Regions from separate parts of the Homo sapiens genome. Here region 1 is linked to region 2. The links are chromatin loops, found by intact Hi-C in ENCODE. Cell type or tissue: PC-9. All regions are shown on one strand. Each heading gives the region's core, and the rest is flanking DNA. Links, peaks and the distances in the headings are about the cores only.

Region 1 (11,012 bases), core at 1,627-9,626, 92 kb before region 2:
CACATGGCGGCAGACAAGAGAATGAGAGCCAAGCAAAGGGGTTTCCCCTTATTAAACCATCAGATGTGGTGAGACGTATTCGCTACCATGAGAACACTATGGGGGAAACCACCCCCATGATTCAGTTATCTCTCACTGGGTCCCTCCCACAACACCAGGGAATTATGGGAGCTACAATTCAAGATGAAATTTGGGTGGGGACACAGCCAAATTATATCACTGACACAGTGAAATAAAGTAACTTCTGAGGTCACACCACTAATAAGTGGAAAAGCCTAGATTCACCCTTGCTTTTAACCACTGCTGTATACTACCTCTCACTGAAAATACTTCATAACTATTTGTTGAATGAAAGCATAGATTTATGAATCAATCAGTGTCACAGACTATGCTGAAAGTATGGTATAAGAAATAGTCTATGGGCCAGGCGTGGTGGCTCATGCCTGTAATCCCAGCACTTTGGGAGGCCGAGGTGGGTGGATCATGAGGTCAGGAGATCGAGACCATCCTGGCTAACAAGGTGAAACCCTGTCTCTACTAAAAATACGAAAAATTAGCCAGGCGCCATGGCAGGTGCCTGTAGTCCCAGGTACTCGGAAGGCTGAGGTGAGAGAATGGTGTGAACCCAGGAGGCTGAGCTTGCAGTGAGCCGAGAACGCACCACTGCACTCCAGCCTGGGCAACAGAGCGAGACTCCATCTCAAAAAAAAAAAAAAAAAGAAAAAAGAAATAGTCTATGAAGAATTACATATATTTTGAACATGTTTAGAATTATGGTAGCTTGTCTCCAAGATGGCCTCTGCTAATTCCTTCCCTCCCTTTACAAGCAATTTCCCCATTGAGAGATGTATTCTATTCCTCTACTTGCTTGAGATTGGGTTTGCCTGTGACTGCTTTCATTAACAGAATGTAGTTGAAGTGGTTCTGTGAGACTTCCAAGCCTATATCCTACAAAGCTTCCCAGCTTCTGTCTGACTCTCTTGATATGCTTCCTCTGGGGAAAACCAGCTGGCATGCTGTGAAGAAGTTCAAGTTATCCAAATGGAAGGTCTGCATTGAGAGTGTCTGATCAACCTCCCCGATTCTCCAGTTGTTCCAGCCCAGGTATCAGACATTCAAGTGAATGATCAGCTTCAGCTGCCATCTGACCACAACCTTATGAAAGATCCCAAGTGAGAACCACCTAGTTAAGCCTATCAACCCTCAGAACCATGAATAATAAGAATAAATTGTCATCTTAGCCACCAATCTTTGGAGCAGTTTCTTATGTAGCATTAGAAAACTGAAACAAAAACGTTTTTTATCATGCCAAATGAAGTCCTCTTCATTAGGATTCCTTAGGAGAAATTTCTATTTTATCTTGATGCCAAAAAGCGTTGAGTAATTAATTGTCCTGCTCTCACCTACCCACATCCAACCATGGACATTGTGACTTGTATGGCCCGGAAGTTGACCCTTTCATTTTAACTGCTAGAGAGCCCAGAGCCAAGTGCTGCCCCTCTTGAGACTGGTGTGATTGTAATCATCTGCAATCATAGCTTTTTTAAAAAAATTTTACTTTGTTGTCTTTCTGTTTTTTACCTTAAAAAAACCCGACATATAATTTATGTGAGCTTACATTTCAAGTATCCTTGTAAGCTTTCTTAACTTATTCCTATAACCAGGTAGAATGTAATAAATATAAATAAATAGACTATTTTCCAGGAACTGTGCAGGGTTTATGAAAGAGTCATAAAGTTGAATCAGCCACGGTGTTGTTCTCAGGGAGAGACACCCATACGAAAATAACTCTCATGCTTATTCTGTAACTTGTATGGTAGCAGTAATATAAGAAATACTGAAAGTGCTCTGAGAACACAGAATGATTTATTTCATTGTGGGGCCTCTGGTAGACGCCTTCTCAGAGCTGGACTTTGGAGGAAGAAGGGGCAATTCAAAGCAAAGGGAAGTGTGCAGAGGACACAGATGAGTGTAAATGTTTGGATGCCTGGGAAACCAACAGGTGATATGGCTTGCATGGGTTTAGAGCCAGATATGGCAGGATGGCAGGAGATGAAAAGAAAATCCGAAGTTGAAACTAAATTAACAGAGGCCTCATATTGCTTGTTCCCTTCCTCCATGTGATCCACTTCATTGGTCCTCCTCTTAAAAGGGTACTCAGACTCAAACTTCACACTCCACAGAGCAGCACAAAGTCAGTGTCCACACTGACAAGAGCAGAGCAAAGGGGTACCATTCTGTTCTTTATTCCACATGGTTTCTATTAATGCTGCCAGAAATTGCACTGGTTTCTTGGATATGCTTATAGTGTGATCCCAGCTATGTCCTACAACCAACAAAAGATGTTCAGTGGGAAGAAATATTGGAAGTATCTCCAAATATTGGGAGCAGTTGTCGTTAGCTGTAAGACTGTGGGTAATGTCTATCTACTTATTTTTATTCCCTTGTGGTTTCTAGTTTTTCTATGATGAACATAATTACATTTGGCATGTTGGAGAATAAAAATGCATTTTATTTGTTAATGCCTTCTATGCTACACTAAAGAGTTTTTATTTCATTTTGTAGGCAACAGACATTGGGGTATTTAGGAAGGTAATAATCCTATCTGGTTTGGGAAGGATGCCCCCAGTGCCTTGGAGAGGTGTCTTTTTAAGGCATCTGCTTGTTGCTGGGGGTGGTGGCTCCCACCCGTAATCCCAGAACTTTGGGAAGCGGAGGTGGGAGGATTGCTTGAGCCCAGGAATCCAAGGCTGCAGTGAGCCATGAGCGTGCCACTGAACTCTAGCCTGGGTGACACAGAGACCCTGACTCAAAAATAAAAAATAAAATAAATCTCTTCATTAGTGCCACAGACCCATCACCTCTAGGGATTATTCTAGAAGCTTCAGTCTCCACTGCTTTCTGGATTTTTCCCTTCAGCTGATAAGGATTCTCAAGTTATCCATATTGTAAACAAATAAACCCTCACCTTCCTGGTATCCTCTTATCTCCTACCTTCTGTGCACTTTTATCTCTTCACTGCCAAGCTCTTTTGAGAAGGGTGGTCTATACTCACTATCTCCATTTTGTCAATATCCAGCAATCCCACAACCCAGTGGTTCCCAAGCTTGTCTGCAAATCAAAACTATCTGAGTATCTTTAAAACTTCCAAAACCCTGGTGATGTGGTTTGGCTCTGTGTCTCCACCCAAATCTCATGTCAAATTGTACAGTAATTCCCAGTGTTGGGGGAGGGACCTGGTGGGAGGTGATTGGATCATGAGGGCGATTTCCCCCTTAGTGTTCTTGTGATATTTCTAGTGAATTTTCACAAGATCTAGTTGTTTAAAACAGTGTAGCACTTCCCACTTCTCTCTCTCCTACCACCATGTGAAGACGTACTTGCTTCCCCTTCGCCCTTCTGCCATGATTGTAAGTTTCCTGAGGCCATCCCAGCCATGACTTCTATACAGCCTGCAGAACTGTGAGTCAATTAAGCCTCTTTTCTTTATAAATTTCCAAGTCTCCAGTAGTTCTTTATAGCAGTGTGAGAGCAGACTAATACACTTGGTCATACTCTAGATCAGAAATCCCAGTCTCTGATGGAGGGACTAAGTAATTCCATTGTGTGGACCAGTTTGAAAAGGACTGCCATAACCCTTGCAGGTTGCTCCCTTGAAGATCACTAAAAGCAAAGTTTAATGTTATCATTATTATTATTATTTTTTGACACAAGGTCTTGCTCTGTTGCCCAGGCTGCAGTACAGTGGCACAATCATAGCTCACTGCAGCCTCAACCTCTCCTGGGTGCAAGTCATCCTCCCATCTCAGCCTCCCCACTAGCTGGAACTACGGGTATGCACCACTAAACATGGCTAATTTTTAAAAATTGTTTTGTAGAGATGGAGGTCTCACCATGTTGCCCAGGCTGGTCTCAAACTCCTGGGCTCAATAGATCCTCCTGCCTTGGCCTCTCAAAATTTGGGGATTATAGGTATGAGCCACTGCACCCCGTTATGTTCTTATTTTTTTTATCATGCTCCATTTTCCCAAAGCATTGGAAATAGTTGGCTACCAACTAGGTATACACTCTTAGCATTCAAAGCCTTCTGTGGAATTGCTTCTAATAAAATTGGAACCTTGCACTGTTTACATAAGTAGGTGTTTTGGGACATTATAAACAAAGTGGGGCAGGGCCAGGAATCCAGAAATGATACGTATTCTTTGCCCTGGGATAGGCACCAGGCAGGTGGTGGACCCAGCTTCTGACAACAGAAAATTATCCTGCTAGACAGGCAGAACTTCCTGTTCACTCAGCAATCCATGTCTGTGCTGAGCCAGTACAGTGACACGTTAACTGAGGCAAATAGGAAATGCTATGGGGCATCAAGGAAGTAGTTACTCTCCACCCCTGGGAAAGTAGTCAGTCAGAAAAGGCTTCAAGAAGGTGACTTTTGAGCAGATGAAAGTGTCCAGAGTGTGTACCAACAAGCAATGTAAGTGGCAACCCAGGAATCTTGGTCAGAATCAGGAAGGAGAGAATTCACATTTATGGAGCCCTACCTCTGTGCCAGGCAGTAGTAAACATGTCAGAAGTGTTTGAATGGGAGCAGCTCCATCTTGAACAGGGACTGAGTAAAATGAGGCTGAAACTTGCTGGGCTGCATTCCCAGGAGGTTAAGCATCCTTTGTCACAGGATGGGATAGGAGTTCGGCAGGACCGGTATCACAAGCTTCAGGTCACAAAGACCTGGCTGATAAAACAGGATGTGGTGAAGAAGCAAGCCAACACCCTCCAAAACCAAGATGGCAGTGAAAGTGACTTTGGTCATCCTCACTGCTCATTAAATGCTAATTATAACGCATTAGCATGCCAAAAGACACTCCCACCAGCTCATGACAGTTTACAAATGCCATGGCAATGTCTGGAAGTTACCCTATAGAGTCTAAAAGGGGGAGAAACCCTCAGTTCCGGGAACTCCCCACCTCTTTCTGGAATGAATAATCCACCCCCTCACACAGCATATAATCAATAAAAAACCATAAGTATGCTCCGTCAAGCAGCCCATGCTGCCATTCTGCCTATGTGATAGCCACTCTTTTATTCCTTTGCTTTCTTTCTTTTTCTTTTTTTTTTTTTTTTTGAGACGGAGTTTCGCTCTTGTTGCCCAGGCTGGAGTGCAATGGCGCAATCTGGCTCACCTGTGACCTCCGCCTCCTGGGTTCAAGTGATCGTCCTGCCTCAGCCTTCCAAGTAGCTGAGATTACAGGCATGCACCACCATGACCGGCTAATTTTTTTTTTTTTTTTTTTTTTTAGCAGAGACGAGGTTTCTCCATGTTGGTCAGGCTGGTCTTGAACTCCCGACCTCAGGCGATCCGCCCGCCTTGGCCTCCCAAAGTGCTGGGATTACAGGCGTGAGCCACCGTGCCTGGCCTCCTTTGCTTTCTTAATAAACTTGTTTTCACTTTACTCTGTCAGCTCACTCTTGAATTCTTTCCTACACAAAACCAAGAACCCACATGGGCTCCCAGGCTGAACCGCAGTTTTGGGGTTCGCCCTGTGACAAACAGGGCACTGTGAAAGGCTGTGCCCCAGAAAGCAGACTCTCTGAGCTAGAGATCAACATGCAGGAAGTTTATCAGGGAGTGACCTTGGCATCAACATCTGTTGATGGGAAAGGGAAAAAAGGAAAGCAGGATTGGGCAGAAGGGAAGTTGGGCTGTAATGCGGTCTCACTGAATATCTTAGCTGCCAGCACAGGGAACATTGAAGATCAGAGAGAACACTGAACAACTTTTTCATGTCACATATCACACAGCTTACACATCTCAGAGCAGAAATTTGAGTCTGGTTCTGATTCCAAAGTTCGTATTCTCTCTAGGATGTGCATTCTCAGTGGCAGATATGGGGGCAGGGAGTAATATTGTCTTCAAGGGTATAAAACTGGTTCTTCTTTTTCTTTGAGACAGGATCTCACTTTGTCACCCAGGCTGGAGTGCAGTGGTGCAACCTCAGCTCACTGCAGCCTCGACTTTCCTGCATTCAGACAATCCTCCCACCTCAGCCTCCCAAGTAGCTGGGACTATGGGCATGTGCCACCACACCCCACTAAGTTTTAAAACATTTCTTATAGAGATGGAGGTCTCGCTATGTTGCTTGGGCTGGTCTGGAACTCCTGGCCTCAAGCGATCCTCTCGCCTTGGCCTCCCAAAATGTTGGGATTACAGGCATGAGCCGCCACGCCTGGCAGAAAACTGTTTTTTGGCAGGGACAAAATGATCTTAGATATTACAGGGTTTGCGACCTTCAAAGAGTCACAGAACATAAACACGTAGAGAGTATATCTGTGCTGTTACATTACAGTTTCATGAGGAGAAACAATTAGGGAAACAATATCAAAGAAGTGATAAAAAGCCGGGCACAGTGGCTCACGCCTGTAATCCCAGCACTTTGGGAGGCCGAGGCGGGCGGATCACCTGAGGTCGGGAGTTCGAGACCAGCCTGACCAACATGGAGAAACCCCATCTCTACTAAAAATACAAAGTTAGCCGGGTGTGCTGGCACATGCCTGTAATCCCAGCTACTCGGGAGGCTGAGGCAGGAGAATCACTGAACCCAGGAAGCGGAGGTTGCAGTGAGCCGAGATCACGCCATTGCACTCGAGCCTGAGCAACAAGAGCAAAATTCTGTCTCCAAAAAAAAAAGAAGTGATAAAAGAAAAACTTCAGCCTAATTAAATTTAAAGGAGTTTAATTGAGCAATGAACGATTCACAGGCAGCCTCCCAAGCCAGAGTAGACTCTGAGACTCCCGTGCAGCCACATGGTGGAAGATTTATGGATAGAAAAAGGAAGTGATGTGCAGAAAAAGAAAGTGAGGTACAGAAACAGCTGGGTTGGTTACATGGTGGCATTGCCTTATTTGAACACAGTTCGAACAGTTGGCTACATTTGATTGGCCAAAACCAGGTGACTGGCGCAAGTGTAGGCTGTGGTCTGTTTACACCTCCACTTGTTATAGTTCACAATGTACAGAAAAACCTTTGGGCCAAACTTAAAATATGTATGTAAGGAGGCAGCTTTAGGCTAAACTTGGCTTAACAGGAGGTGGATGTGGTAGAAAGTCAATAATGACAAATAGATTGACAAATTGCTCTAGGAAGTATTGAAGGTGGGGCTAAGAGGTATAAGGTAAAACTAGGTGTCTATGAAAAGAGTCAAACTCTAAAATATTTGAAGAGATTTATTATAGCCAAATATGAGTGCCCAATGAACCATGACACAGCCCTCAGGAGATCCTGAGAACATGTGCCCAAGGTGGTTGGGGTACAACTTAGTTTCATTTACATTTTAGGGAGATATAGGACATCAATCAAATACACGTGAGATGTACATTGGTTCAGTCCAGAAAGGTGGGACAACTCAAAATGGGGCATTGGGATGAGGGAGGGACTACCAGGTTAAGGGCAGATTTAAAATTTTTCTGATTGGCAATTGGTTGAAATAGTTGTTATTGTCTAAAACTTAGGAATGTCTGGGTCAAGATTGAGGGTGTGGAATCCACAGTTTTATCATGCAGGTGAAGCCTCGGGGTAGCAGGCTTCAGAGAGAATACATTGTAAATGTTACCTGTCAGACGTAAAGAGTCTGTTTTATCAGTAATTCCAAAAGGCAGGAGGGTATAATGAGGCATGTCAGACGGCCCCTGCCCATCATGACCTGAGCTAGTTTTTCAAGTTAGCTTTGAAATGCCCTTGCCAAGAGCAGGGGTCCATTCACATGTTCGGGGGGCTTAGAATTTTATTTTTGGTTTACATAGGTATTCCACATTGAGACAAAATTATGGAGGGGTAAGAAAATGCAGGGGCAGTGCCTGGACCTGCTCTCTAGACAATGAGAACCTATTTGGGATTTTCAACAAGGAAATAGCATGTGTTTTGAATATATGGCAGGAGCAGTAGTGTGAAGCATGGATTAGAGATGGGGACAGTGAAGATAGGAGGCCATTGCAACAAACCAAATGAGAGATAGAGCCTGACTCAAACATTGACAAAAGGATGGAGAGAAGAGGAGAGTTTTGCAAGAGATTAAGAAAGAAGAATCAACAATAAGATTCATACACTAACTCCATGGGGGTGGAGTGTGGAAATAACAAACCCAATGTGTTTTTTCTATTTTCTCATCCCACGACAATCCATACAGAAGACTTCTGTGACCAAATGTCAAGAGCAGGGGACCGGGGCGGGGGGCGCTCACAAATACTGCAGCGCATTTCCCGCCCACACCAAGCAAGCAAGCAGTGCTGTGGCAGATACCACCTGGGTGTTCTCTACTTCAATTCTGACATGGTCTACCTGGAGACAGCATCAGATCCCACAGGGTGAGGGCTCAGTCCCACAAGACTGGCCCCATATCAAATGCCAGTTGCAAGCCCCAGATTATTTTACCTGCGCTTCTGACTGACTGGCTATAAATTGGGATTCCCATGACCCCCTCCTTGGTTTTGAATAATTTGCTAGAGTGGCTTATGAACTCTATAACCAGTTTATTATTGTAAACCAAAAAGTATCTGAGACATGTCTCAATCAGTTTAGGAAGTACTTTATTTTGCCAAGGTTAAGAACACACCCATGACACAGCCTCAAGAGGTCCTGATGACATGTGCCCAAGCTTGGTTGGGGCGAGCTTGGTTTTATACATTTTAGGGAGACATGAGATATCAATCAATATATGCAAGATGTACATTGGTTCAATCCAGAAAGGCGGGACCACTGAAGCGGGGTGGGGGCTTCCAGGTCATAGGTAGATAAGAGACAAATGGTTGTATTCTTTTGAGTTTCTGATTAGCCTCTCCAAAGGAAGCAATCCGATATGCATTTATCTCAGTGAGCAGAGGGGTGACTTTGAGCTCTGTCTTGCCTTTGCCCACAAATTGTGACAGAGGTATGTAACTTTTTTTTTTAATCTTAGTGTTACAGGAAAGGGATCCGGATCCAGACCCCAAGAGAGAGTTCTTGGATCTTGCCTAAGAAAGAATTCAGGGTGAGTCCATACAGTAAAGTGAAATCAAGTTTGTTAAGAAAGTAAAGGAATGAAAGAATGGCTACTCCATAGGCAGAACAGCTCTGAGGGTTGCTGGTTGCCCATTTTTATGGGCATTTCTTGATGCTATGCTAAACAAGGGGTGGATTATTCATGCCTCCCCTTTTTAGACCATATAGGGTAACTTCCTGACGTTGCCATGGCATTTGGAAACTGTCATGGCACCAGTGGGAATGTAGCAGTGAGGCCAGCCAAAGGTCACTCTTGTGGCCATCTTGATTTTGGTGGGTTTTGGCTGGCTTTTTACTGCAAACTGTTTTATCAGCAAGGTCTTTATGACCTGTATCTTGTGCTGAGCTCCTATCTCATCCTGTGACTTTAGAATGCCTTAACCATCTGGGAATGCAGCCCAGTAGGTCTCAGCCTCATTTTACCTAGTTCCTATTTAAGACGGAGTTGCTCTGGTTCACACGCCTCTGACATTAGTAGCTATCTTTTTTTTTGGAATACAACGGGAGGCAGGTTTACCCTAAGCCATTCCGAGCTCGACTTTCCCTTTTAGCTTAGTGATTTTTGGGTTTCAAGATTTATTTTCCTTTCACATTTTAAAGGATATTACAAAGAATGTGGATGAAGTGACATATAGGGTCAGGTGTGTGGAAGGGAACAGAGCTTCTAGGTCTTCCCTGGAGCACCACCCTCCAGGAACCTCCACATGTTCAACCATCTGGAAATTCTCCAAACCCTGTCCTTTTGGGTTTTTCTGGAGGTTTCATTTTGTAGGCATGATTGAGGAAGCCACTGGCCCTGTCCCTTCCCTGGAGGTTGGTGGGTGAGGCTGAAAGTCCCAACCCTTTAAGCACAAAGCTGCTTCCTCTGGCAACCAACCCCCATCCAGTGGTTTCAGGGACTTTCCAAACATTGCCTCATTCACATAAGCTCAGATGTATTTGAAAGGACTTGTAAATAGTAAAAGATTGTCTTTCACCTTTATCCTTCAGGAGCTACTTTAGGAACCAAAACCAAAAATCCAAATACTTTAGCAAAAAATATTCTTACTGTACTAGTCACTTAGGAAATAACAAGGGCTACTGGGGCTGAGAGCTGGGAATCCTTGATGAAAACCAAATATATATCTGTCATAATAGCACAGATAGGGGGTGGGTATCACATATGGCCATGAGTCTTACAGGGCAGAGATGGTTCTATAATCAGAGCTAATCTAGAGTGAGAGGCACCTTTGCAAGGGTGATCACATGAGTAAGGTTGCTGCGGGACCTCCGGGAGGAGGGCTGGAGGAAGAGGACAGCAATGCTAGTTTGAAGCTGGTTCCCCAGAGGAGGGCAGCATTTTTGAGGTAGAAGTGATGATTGAAGCTGTGGAGGTAGACCACGTCTCTGGGGAAGAGAGTGCAGAGGTAGAAGAAAGTTAAGCAGATGCCACTGTGGAAGAGACATCTGTGAAGAATCAGGGTAAGAAAATGAGTACTTTTCCATGCGGATGGAGGAGTTACAAGAAGGGATTAAGGGAAAAATAATTTTTATCTGAGGAATGTGAGTCCTTTTAAATCATCAGGCCCAGAGAGGCATTAGCATGAGACAGCAACTGTACCCTCTTGAGCTATGTATTCGTCTCTTAAAACTGCTTGCCGTTGCCACAGGTAGCTGTAAATTAATGTAACAATGCCTCACTGGACACTGTAGCCCACACTCTGTAGTCACTGTACCTCATTTTTGTCTTTAAAAGTCTGCTTGTGTTTGGGAGGCCAAGGTGGGCCATTCGCTTGAGGCCAGGAGTTTGAGACTAGCCTGGCCAACATGGCGAAACTCCGTCTCTACTGAAAATACAAAAATTAGTTGGGCATGATGGTGCACACATGTAGTCCCAGCTACTTGGGAGGCTGAGGCAGAGGATTTCTTGAACCTGGGAGGCAGAAGTTGCAGCAAGCCGAGATCACGCCACTGGACTCTAGCCTGGGTGACAGAGCGAGA
Region 2 (9,584 bases), core at 988-8,987:
TCATAAATGGAGTGGATAAGAGACACAGGAGCCCTTTGCCCAATGGTGCAGGTACTTGGCCAGAGAGGATGGCTCTTCCTGAGGTCACCTGCCAGGTGACTAGGTGCTTTAAGCCTTGGAGTGCTCCTTGCACTTGGTGACTGTGCACAAAGGCCTCCTGCGGGCATCTGGGGGGCAAGGGGCATATCTGTTGCATGCAGAGTGTGGGCTGAGAGAGGGTCTGTCCTCAGCAGTATGGTGTTGGCATGAGGAGGAAGACACACCTGCCCCTGCTCCTGATTCCCTCTCGGTCCACCGAATGCTCTTGAAAGGCATCTGGCCCTGCTAGAGGAAAAGCCTCATCTTGGCATTCCCAACCTCAGCCTCTGCCCCCGAGCAACTCCTCGGAAGCCACACACGCATTATACAAGGTCCCCCTACAGGGCCAAGCACCACAGTCTTTTCCTGCCTGGCTCTTTGGCAGAGTGTTTTCTTTGCGTCAGTTTGTTTGCAGGGGAAGAAATTTGGGCACTGGTCAGACAAGATAAGGTTCCTCTGTGGGAATCAGCAAATTCATTTATAAATGAGAGCCACTTTGCTTCTGTCTACAGTTTATACAAAAAAACAGCCAATGGAAGAAAACAAAAAATAGGAAACATAAGTGGAATTGGTTTTTTACATACGAGAAAGAGTCTTATTCCACTGCCCTGGCTGGAATGCAGTGGTGCAATCATGGCTCACTTCAGCCTTGAAATCCTGGGCTCAACCAATCCTCCAGCCTCAGCCTCCCTCATAGCTGGGACTACAGGCTCATGCCACATTGCCTGACTAATTAAAAAACATTTTTTTTTTAGAGATGGGGTCTGGCTCTGTTGCCCAGGTTGGTCTCAAACTCCTGGCCTCATGCAGTCCCCCTGCTCTGGCCTCCCAAAGTGCTGGGATGAGTGAGCCACTGTGCCTATCCAGTAAGTGGTTTTTTGTCGAAAAACATTTTTGAGATTCAACCAAAGAGGATCCAGTAAGTGGAATTTTGTCTAAAAACGTTTTTGAGATTCAACCAAAGAGGAGGCTTAAAAAAATACCTTCAGAGAAGATACCTTTAAGGAACATCAAAAATCTTAGAAGCTTTTTTTCTTGTTTCAAATCATTCAGTACCATTTTGGAGATAATGGGCTCTCTGTCAAGCTCTGGGTGGCAAGAGAAGCCCCATCTTGTCCCATACTACTCTTTCCAACGATCATGCTGGCCACGGGGAAGCCTCAGGCCCCACCCAACCCCCAGCCTGGGCACTGCGTTAATGTGAGGCCAGGTTAGAAAGTGTTCAGGGAGAAGAATCTCTCTCTCTCCCTCGCTCTCTCTCCCACCCATCCACCCATATATAATGCCTGAGACATAAAGGGCTTTAATAAAATGCATAAGGTCCCTTTAATGCCTTACCATTGGTGCTTTTCAAACTCTACATGATGACAATAGTTGGTAAGGAATTCTATAAAATTGAGGCAGGGTACATTCCCCTCCTTAGCATAAGAGAGATTTAAATCTACTGTGCACATAGGATTCTGCTATAAAAAATTCATCTGCCTATGTGAAATGTCTTTTCCTAATGATCCCACACAAGACCCCAAGGGCCAGGAGGAACTCTTTCATAGAATCGTGTCGACTGGCCTCATTAATTGGCTTAGCAGAGGGAAGGCTGGGTCCACAACTGTGGCAAAGTTAAAACAGTAGCATCGCCAGCTGGAGCTACGAGGAAATTCCCACCTGACAGGCACCTGTCCCATTCTGGAAGCCTGCAGAGGCTGAGCACAAGATGGGGCCTTCAGTGGGTCCATGTTGCTTGGCAGAAGGGTGGAGGGACATAGCCACCTGTGCTGAAGGAAGGGCATGGTAGACTGGGGGAATGTCCTTATGCATTCAGGAAGATGACTGCCACACAGGCTCACCCAGGATGCTGCTGCAATGATGGTTTCCTTGGGGCTTGCCCATCACAAATCAATGCCCTCAGCCCTTCCTCCTTAAAGTACATACCTACCTCTCCTTCCCTTTGCCATCAACATTTACAGCCACCCCCACCCCACAGCATCTTCTCCTTTCCCTCCCTTCTCAACCCTGTGCAATTACTCTACTGCCAGGCCCCATCCAATAGGCATTTGAAGAGTGCCCATTCTTCTCAATCTCTCTTGAGTATCCAACACTCTTGATCATTCTGTTTGAAACTATCTTGTTGACTTCTAGGACTGAACTTGATTTTGGTTCTGCTACTTCTTACACTACTCTTTCTCACGTGCCTCCTGGTCCTTACTGTAAGTGACCTTATCTCTTAACATATGTTGAAAGCAGGGGTCTGAGTCAGGCCTTCCTTCTCGTCAACAAACAAGAAGGAAATAACCTCTTCTAATCTCATCAACTGACTCATTCATTTATTCACTTGGCAAATATTTCCTGAGCTCCTGCTCTGACGTGGGCTCCATGCTGGTACTGTACACACACTGGAGAATAAGATCGTTCCTCTCTCAACAAGCATATAGCATGGTTGGGAAAGGGAGCAAACAGGCAATTCTGCACAGGTGAGAGCTGCTCTAAGAGTCAGAGGAACTAGAATAAAAACGCTTACGAGGGATACCTAACTAGCCATGACAAGTAGAAAAGGTTTTTCAGAGATCTCAGATGACACCAGAAGGGGAATTAGTAATTAATCCGGTATAGGGCTTGGAGGTAAGGTTGAAAATAATTCTAGAGAAAAGGGTCAGTCTGTTCAAAGGCCTGATGGTGAAAAAGGGCTTGGTTCATCCGGGCATCTACAGGTGGCTCAGGATGGAAGAGGAATAGAGTGAGATCAGGCAAGTCATAAGAGATAAGGCTGGAGGGTAAGCCAGGGGTCAGGTTCCACACTGTCAGTATGACCAATTTTGGGGACAACAGAGAAACACTGAAGGTTTTTAAGCAGAAGCAGGAAGCACACAGATGTGTATGGTCCATGGGTGGGTGGACAAAAAGAGAGGGAAAGAGACCAACCGAGAAAGGAATGGGGTAGACAAGAGGAGAGGGAAGGAGCCAGAGGGGAGGAGGCTGCTGTAGCAATCCTTGCAAGAGACGACAGTGGCTCAAAACACAGAACAAAAGCCAGCTGGAGAGCAGTGGGTGGATTTGAGATGTGATGGAGAAGGAGGTGCCTAGGCTTGTTGATTGATTACTGACTGTGCTGAGGGGTGTGAGTGGGAAGAGCTAGGGATGATAAACTTGCACTTCTGGTGGTATTGACAGGCTGGGGTCGGCTGAGTTCCCACTCCCCTAAATACCATCTCTCAACTCCTACCTGCTTTCCTCCATTCTCACTGCCCCAACCAGTGCTGTGAGTCATGGCCACACCCACTGCCCCCATAACCACACAGCTACTGGCGTGATCTCCCTCCAACAGTAGTCCACTGCTTACAGACTGCTTAGTGGTTGACCGCGGTCTATGTAGTAACATCCATGTTCTGGATGTTGGCATGAAGATCCTTCACGATCTGGACCTATTTTTAGCCTCATCTCCCACTTCGTGTCTAATTCCAGCCCCTCTTGCCCTAGTCACATGACAATACTTGCATGTCCCCCATGAGCCACATGCAGTTACATCTCTGTGCTACTGCACATGTGTTCTTTCTGTCATGTACATCCTTCCCCTTCTCTGTGCCTAGATAATTCTGTGCATGGGCCACCTCCCAGCCCAGATAGACTGTGTTATGGGCTGATAACACCTGGGCCAGCTGTGTGGGCTTTCAGACCACGGGTCAGAATCTTGAGGAGCTTGTGGCTTCCTAGGTCACAGAGGCAGGGATGACATCCTCCTTTTTTAAAAATTTGAAGCTCAATGCTATCATTCTCCTCTCATTAACATTTTTTCTTGTGAGGTTCAGCTGATTTGGAAATTGCCCTAAGACTTAAGGCTCACTTGAAGTCCTGCTTGGAAGTCCTATGTAGTTGGGTTTAGCTCAGTGGTTCCCAATCGGGTGATTTTGCGCAACCCCACCCCCCCACCAAACCAAGGGGGACATTTGACAATGTCTGGAAACACTTGTCATTATCATAAACAGAGAAATCCTAGTAGGTAGAGGCAGGGAGATGCTGCTGAACCCCCTATAAGGAAGAGATAGCCCCCCCACAACAAAGAATTATCCAGCCTAAAATGTCAATAGTGCTGACACTGAGAAACCCTGCTGGATAAAGTAACAAGGTGCACCAAAGGGCAGCTCATTGTCTTACAAATGCCTTCTAGGCAGAAGAAAAACGCACCTTACAGCAAGGATCACAGTCTTCCTGAGCCTTCTGGCTAAGGCCTCACCTTTTCAACACTAACTAGTATTAGGGATGGAGAGGTCTATAATTCCCCATAATTCACTGGTAAAAATGTCCGGGACTGAGCTTTATGGGCAGGAGCTGGGGAGGAAGAGGGTGCATGGTGTCTGCAAACATTTCAGATCAGCAAAATCCTACTGGCTCCCTGCCTGTGCTTAGTCTACCCTGTTCCCCTATTTTGAATTATGCCTTTCGTTTCTCACTCCAGATATTTTTGAAATAATAAATTCCTTTTTTTTTTTTTTTGAAATGGAGTCTTCCTCTGTCATCCAGGCTGGAGTGCAGTGGTGCAATCTCGGCTCACTGCAACCTCCACCTCCCAGGTTCAAGCAATTCTCCTGCCTCAGCGCGCACCACCATGCCCGGCTAATTTTTGTATTTTTAGTAGAGACAACGTTTCACCATGTTGGCCAGGCTGGTCTTGGACTCCTGGCCTCAAGGGATCAACCCACCTCGGCCTCCCAAAGGGCTGGGATTACAGGTATGAGCCACCACACCCAGCCTGGAATAACAAATTCTTTCAATTCTCCTCTCCAAAGTGAGTATGGGCTAGGTGGGGCAGGCTGGGATGGACATGGCTCTTTTACAAAAAGGCAATGTGTTCTGGATGTGTTTCTCGAGCTTTGTAAAAGACATTCATCCCCAGAGTTGTTTATCTATTGTGACCTGATTTAATCTGTATCGACCTGATCTGACTTGTGTCATGCATGGATGAATTGCTTTAGAGACCTCACCCTAAACTGAGACGCATGTGGGGAACAAGGAGCTATGGACATGCTGTTGCTTGCCAAGACAATATATCTGGAAATCATGCTGCTAAGAAAATAATGTAACTTAGATCCTACGTATGTGTATGCCACACTTGGAGCAAGTCAAGGAATTGAAACCTGGTCTGCTACAGCACCTTTGAGCCATTTCTCTTTAAGCAACCTGTGCACTTGGCTCCCTGCATTTCTCCAAGAAACAAGGTAATATCAACAAGCAGATGCCTGGCAGTAGTTGAGATGAAAAGAAACTGAGCAATTTGAGGATTCAGGTCATATACATTCTTGCCAGTTATCAATTTATTGCCTCTTGGCTCTAAATCCATCCTTCTTTGCCCTGTTTCATGATACTGAAACTACACCCTGCAAACATTTCTCCTTTGTCAGCGAGTGCAGCGTTAGGCTTTCTCAGCAGAGGACGCTGGAGAGACAAGCGAGGTACTGCAGAGAAGTGGCTTCTCTTCCTGGATCAGGTGTTTCTTTCCTCCTGCAGTGTGTCTAACGCAGTGTGCAGGATGTCAGGGTGCTCCCTCTTCAGCACATTTCTCTACCACCCAGAGGCTGCCTCCTGTGAGTCAGTTTTACCTGCGGGCACTCCCTGGGGAAATTCTTGGCCACCTGGTGGGGTGGGTGTGTAGACCATTTCTGGTCCATCTGCACCCCCTACTGAGTGTCTCAGTCAGTGGGCAGGCTGCTTTTACAGACCCACTGCAGTCCAGAGCATCCACAGTGTGTTACCAAGACAGATGCACATTCTCCAACAAGGGCTGAACCTCAGGTTTTGTGGGGTGGGGTCTCCTCTTCCAAGTTCTTAGTTCCTGTCTTGTCTACTTTCCCTTAGCCTTAGAGGTAGAAGCTGCTGCCCACATTTATTATTCCTGTATTCCTCAGGGTCCTTCTTAACCACCTTTAATTAGTCACAAAATCTTTAAATTTTTCCTGTTTAAATTACTGCCATGGTTTCTGTCTCCTGACTGGGCCCTACAGGCACAACACTTTCCCCACTTACTTTGTTAAGGGAATAAATGCTTGGATTTTTCAGGGCTTAAGTAATGGGACTGTGTAGTTTCCTAGTGGATGCTACATTTCAAATGGCTAGGTTTTTGCTGTGACTGGACTCAAAATGAAAATGATACTAAGACTGGAAACACAATTATGACAGCAGTAAAGCTCAAGATAACGTGAAAGGTCTGAAATGGAAGAAATGCTTTGGCTTGACTCCTGAAAGCTCGTTGAACAAAACCAGCATGTGTTTCACAGAAAGGGCTGAGACCCAGGCAGGGGCGTTTTTTCTCACTCAATGTATAAACTCAGTCTACAAAGCTATCCTGAGGAGTCTGCTACAGTTGAAGCACTGTTCAAAAGTGACATGCTATGCTTGTCACAACTCGATGTCTGCCCCTGGTCCACCACTGGGTGACGTCCGGCAAGTCTGCTCAGCAGGCATTCCAAATCCCCTGCCTGCTCCAGCCAGCCAGAAGCAGGAGGCTGGGATCAACCGCATTATCTCTCTGGGCTCTGGCCATGGATAATGAACTGAGGCCAGGTACCGTGGGGTGCTGTCAGGACTGGGAACCCATCAGTGCCACACCAATAGGCCCCAGGGCTGCACAGAGGGCACTGGGAAGCCACTCAGATGTGCCCACGCTGGGCTAGGGTGTGTGTCCATTGCAAATGTAAACACGGCCTGTTTTTTAAGCCTGCTTTGTGTTTAATAATTAATGAAACTGACCATTAATGGGGCAGACTGCTCTGTTCCTTCTCCACTCACCGATTCTTACCTGCTCTGTTCCTTCTCCACTCACCCATTCTTACCTGCTCTGTTCCCTGCACCCTTTCCCACTGTGCCCTCGGGAGTAACCATCCTCACTAACGAACAACCCTTTGGGTCCTCTTCCTAACCATACACACACCCTCTTTCTTCTGTCCTTAACCAAAGCCTGCCCTCTTCTCCCAGCCAGCACTCCACTTCCTTGAAGCCCTGTGGAGTAAAAGCTGACCCTGTGGTCAGAAGGGGGTCTGGTGTCCACCCATTTTCCAGGCCCCTCTACACCTCTGATGTGAACCCCAACACCTTATGCTGGGTCCCCTCTGCCTGCACTGGGAGCCTTCCTCCAGCAGTGTACTCATCACAGACGATGACAGCAACCCCTCGCCTCGAGGTCTCCCTCTCCCTCCCAAGACTGTGCCTCCCTTCCTGCTCTCCTGCTCAGCTTCGTCTCCACTCTATCACCTGTTCACTCCACCACAGCCTGGCTTTCAACACACTCTCCCTGCATCCTATTCCACTCAAATAGCTGTGGCCAAAGGTAACACATGATGCACTGATGGCAAGGCCATAAGAAACTTCTCAGTCCTTCATTTCTCGATTTTATATGCTTTTTCCATGCCCTCATTGGAAGGGTTCCAGCCCCTTTCTCATGAATGTACATCAAGGGCCATCTGCTGGGACATCCAATTCCTGCTTAATTCTGAGGTCCCCTGTGAATGGATTTGAAAATGATGGTAAGTACAGAGTAGTGGATGGGAACACAGTCTCAGATGTACTGCCCAGCTTTGATTCTTGGCTCCAAAGGCATGATTCTGCTATTATCAGCTATAGTAAGTTAGCCTGGGTAAGTTATCTGACCTCAGTGTGCCTTAGTTTACTTATCTGTGAGATGGGAATAATAATGGTATCTCCTTCTTAGGGCTATTGTGAGCACTGAATGAATGCTACATGCTAGCATATAATAAGTACCTACTAAGGGCAGGCTGCTATCATTACTATTATTATCATCTGAGTGTGAGATAGCTCAAAGGCAAATGTAAAAACCCAACCTGGAGCCCCATCTGTGTTGAGCCTGTTCTTGGCCACAGTGGTGCAGTGGCCTCAACCCAGGGCTTCGTCCTTCCTGTGTCCCGTCTCCATTTATACTTCAGGGCCTGGCATTTGTTTAGTGGAGACTAGACAGAGGCATGGAGCTAAAGGCACTGGATGGTTGGGGCAGGGAAGTGGCCTGCCCACCTGTCTCGTCACGGCCACAGTGGGATGCTCCAAGACCTTGCCACGGTTGCGTGTTAGCTCTGCTCCGAAGCCTCTCTTGACCCCATCAGACATAACGACTGTCCTGGCCTGCAGCCACAAGGGCCCCCACGCAGACCATGGCTGCCGCACCTGCAGACTGTCCTGCCTGCCTCCCTTTACCTCTGTCTGTCTCCCCTGACCCAGTCTCTGGACTGTGTCCTTCTCTGGGTGGGGACCAGGTCTCCTGTCTTCCAGGGCTGATTCGGGGCCTGGCACTGAAGGTTTTTTTGAGTAGATCGGTGCCAGATGGTCCCTGGGCTTCCGGGAAGGACTAGGTACCCAGGAGGCCTTGAGTCTATGAGGCCCACCTTCAGGAGGAGGTGAAGGGGTCTCTCCACACCCGGGTGGGGAACCAGATGTGGAGAAGGATCTCACGTGTGACTGCAGGAAGGTGGATGCTATCCTGAGAAACAGGATTCTGGGCTCAAGGTGGTAACCGTGCTGAGTGCCTGGCTGACTTGAGAGCAACTGCTATGGGGTTTCTCCTTCCTCAGACAGGGTGCTGTGCTTCTAAACTGGGTTCCAGTGAACCACGTGGCGAGAATACTTAACAGACGAAGAGGAGACACACTGCAAGTAAATGGGACTAAGGCTGGAGGGACAAGCATGGCCTCAGGAAATGCTGTGCCCCAAGACCTCGGGCTGAGTGGGACGGACGTGCTGCTGTTAGTGGAGGAGGTGGGGAGGGCTGGGCAGCAGATGACAACTCCCCATTGTGTGCTAGGGGCTCTGCACAGCATTTTTCTTTCTTTTGTTTTTTCAGACAGGGTCTCACTGTGTCACCCAGGCTGGAGTGCAGTGGTGTGATCATGGCTCACTGCAGCCTCAACCTCCTGGGATCAAATGATCCTCCCACCTTAGCCTCCTGAGTAGCTGGAATTACAGGCATGCACCACAACACCTGGCTAATTTTTTTTTTTTTTTTTTGTAGAGACAGGGTTTTGCAATGTTGCCCAGGCTAGTCTTGAACTCCTGGGCTCCGGTGATCTGCCACCTTGACCTTTCAAAGTGCTGGGATTACAGATGTGAGTCACCGCGCCCTGCCTGCACAGAATTGTTCATAAGGCTGACAGACAAGCAGTTCTAATGGAAGCTTTTAACTTGCCACGTGGAAATTCAGATGTTTGGGCTCAGATTCACGCTCATCTGAGGAATCAATTCTGTAGAGAAAAGCTCTATGAGCCGCACTGCTGGGTGTCACCCAGTGACCTCACTGTGAGAAAGCAGGCACCAGCTTGGACTTCTTACCAGGACCACGGGTCTCTTATGAGCTTGTCCTGACGTGGAGTGGAACCCTAGCCCTGGGAGACATGCTGAGGAGGTTCCTTACACACACGGAGAGTGGGCAAGGCCCAGGATCCTGAGAAATGCACAGGACACAGCGGTTCCTTAACCCTCTATGGCCTGAGGTTTTGTTAACAAAGTAAGATAGGTGT

What was found. A loop is a pair of places that touch in the nucleus more often than their neighbours do. Peaks named below come from ENCODE experiments on the same cell type or tissue, not always from the same donor. Only the 100,000 strongest peaks of a DNase experiment are listed, where the experiment ranks them.
Region 1: it touches region 2 in a loop (6-fold over the local background); 4 of 110 quality-filtered maps call a loop at or near these places.

The regions. Positions count from the first base shown.
Region 1 is chr15:80,673,291-80,684,302 of GRCh38, reverse strand. No RefSeq gene overlaps it. Among named protein-coding and RNA genes, the nearest start is that of ABHD17C, 17 kb to the left of the region's middle. In PC-9, for the core only: no CTCF peak of the experiment used is centred there; DNase peaks (open chromatin) are centred at 4,302, 4,652 and 7,082; H3K4me3 peaks cover 1,284 bases; H3K27ac peaks cover 5,345 bases.
Region 2 is chr15:80,581,820-80,591,403 of GRCh38, reverse strand. All of the region lies in intron 17 of ARNT2 (aryl hydrocarbon receptor nuclear translocator 2), which reads right to left. It overlaps ARNT2-AS1 (ARNT2 antisense RNA 1), which reads left to right and starts at 6,847. Exons shown (of 2, transcript XR_007064732.1): 1 at 6,847-7,586; 2 at 8,643-9,584. In PC-9, for the core only: CTCF peaks have their summits at 5,431 and 5,635; DNase peaks (open chromatin) are centred at 2,393, 3,363 and 5,563; H3K27ac peaks cover 5,109 bases.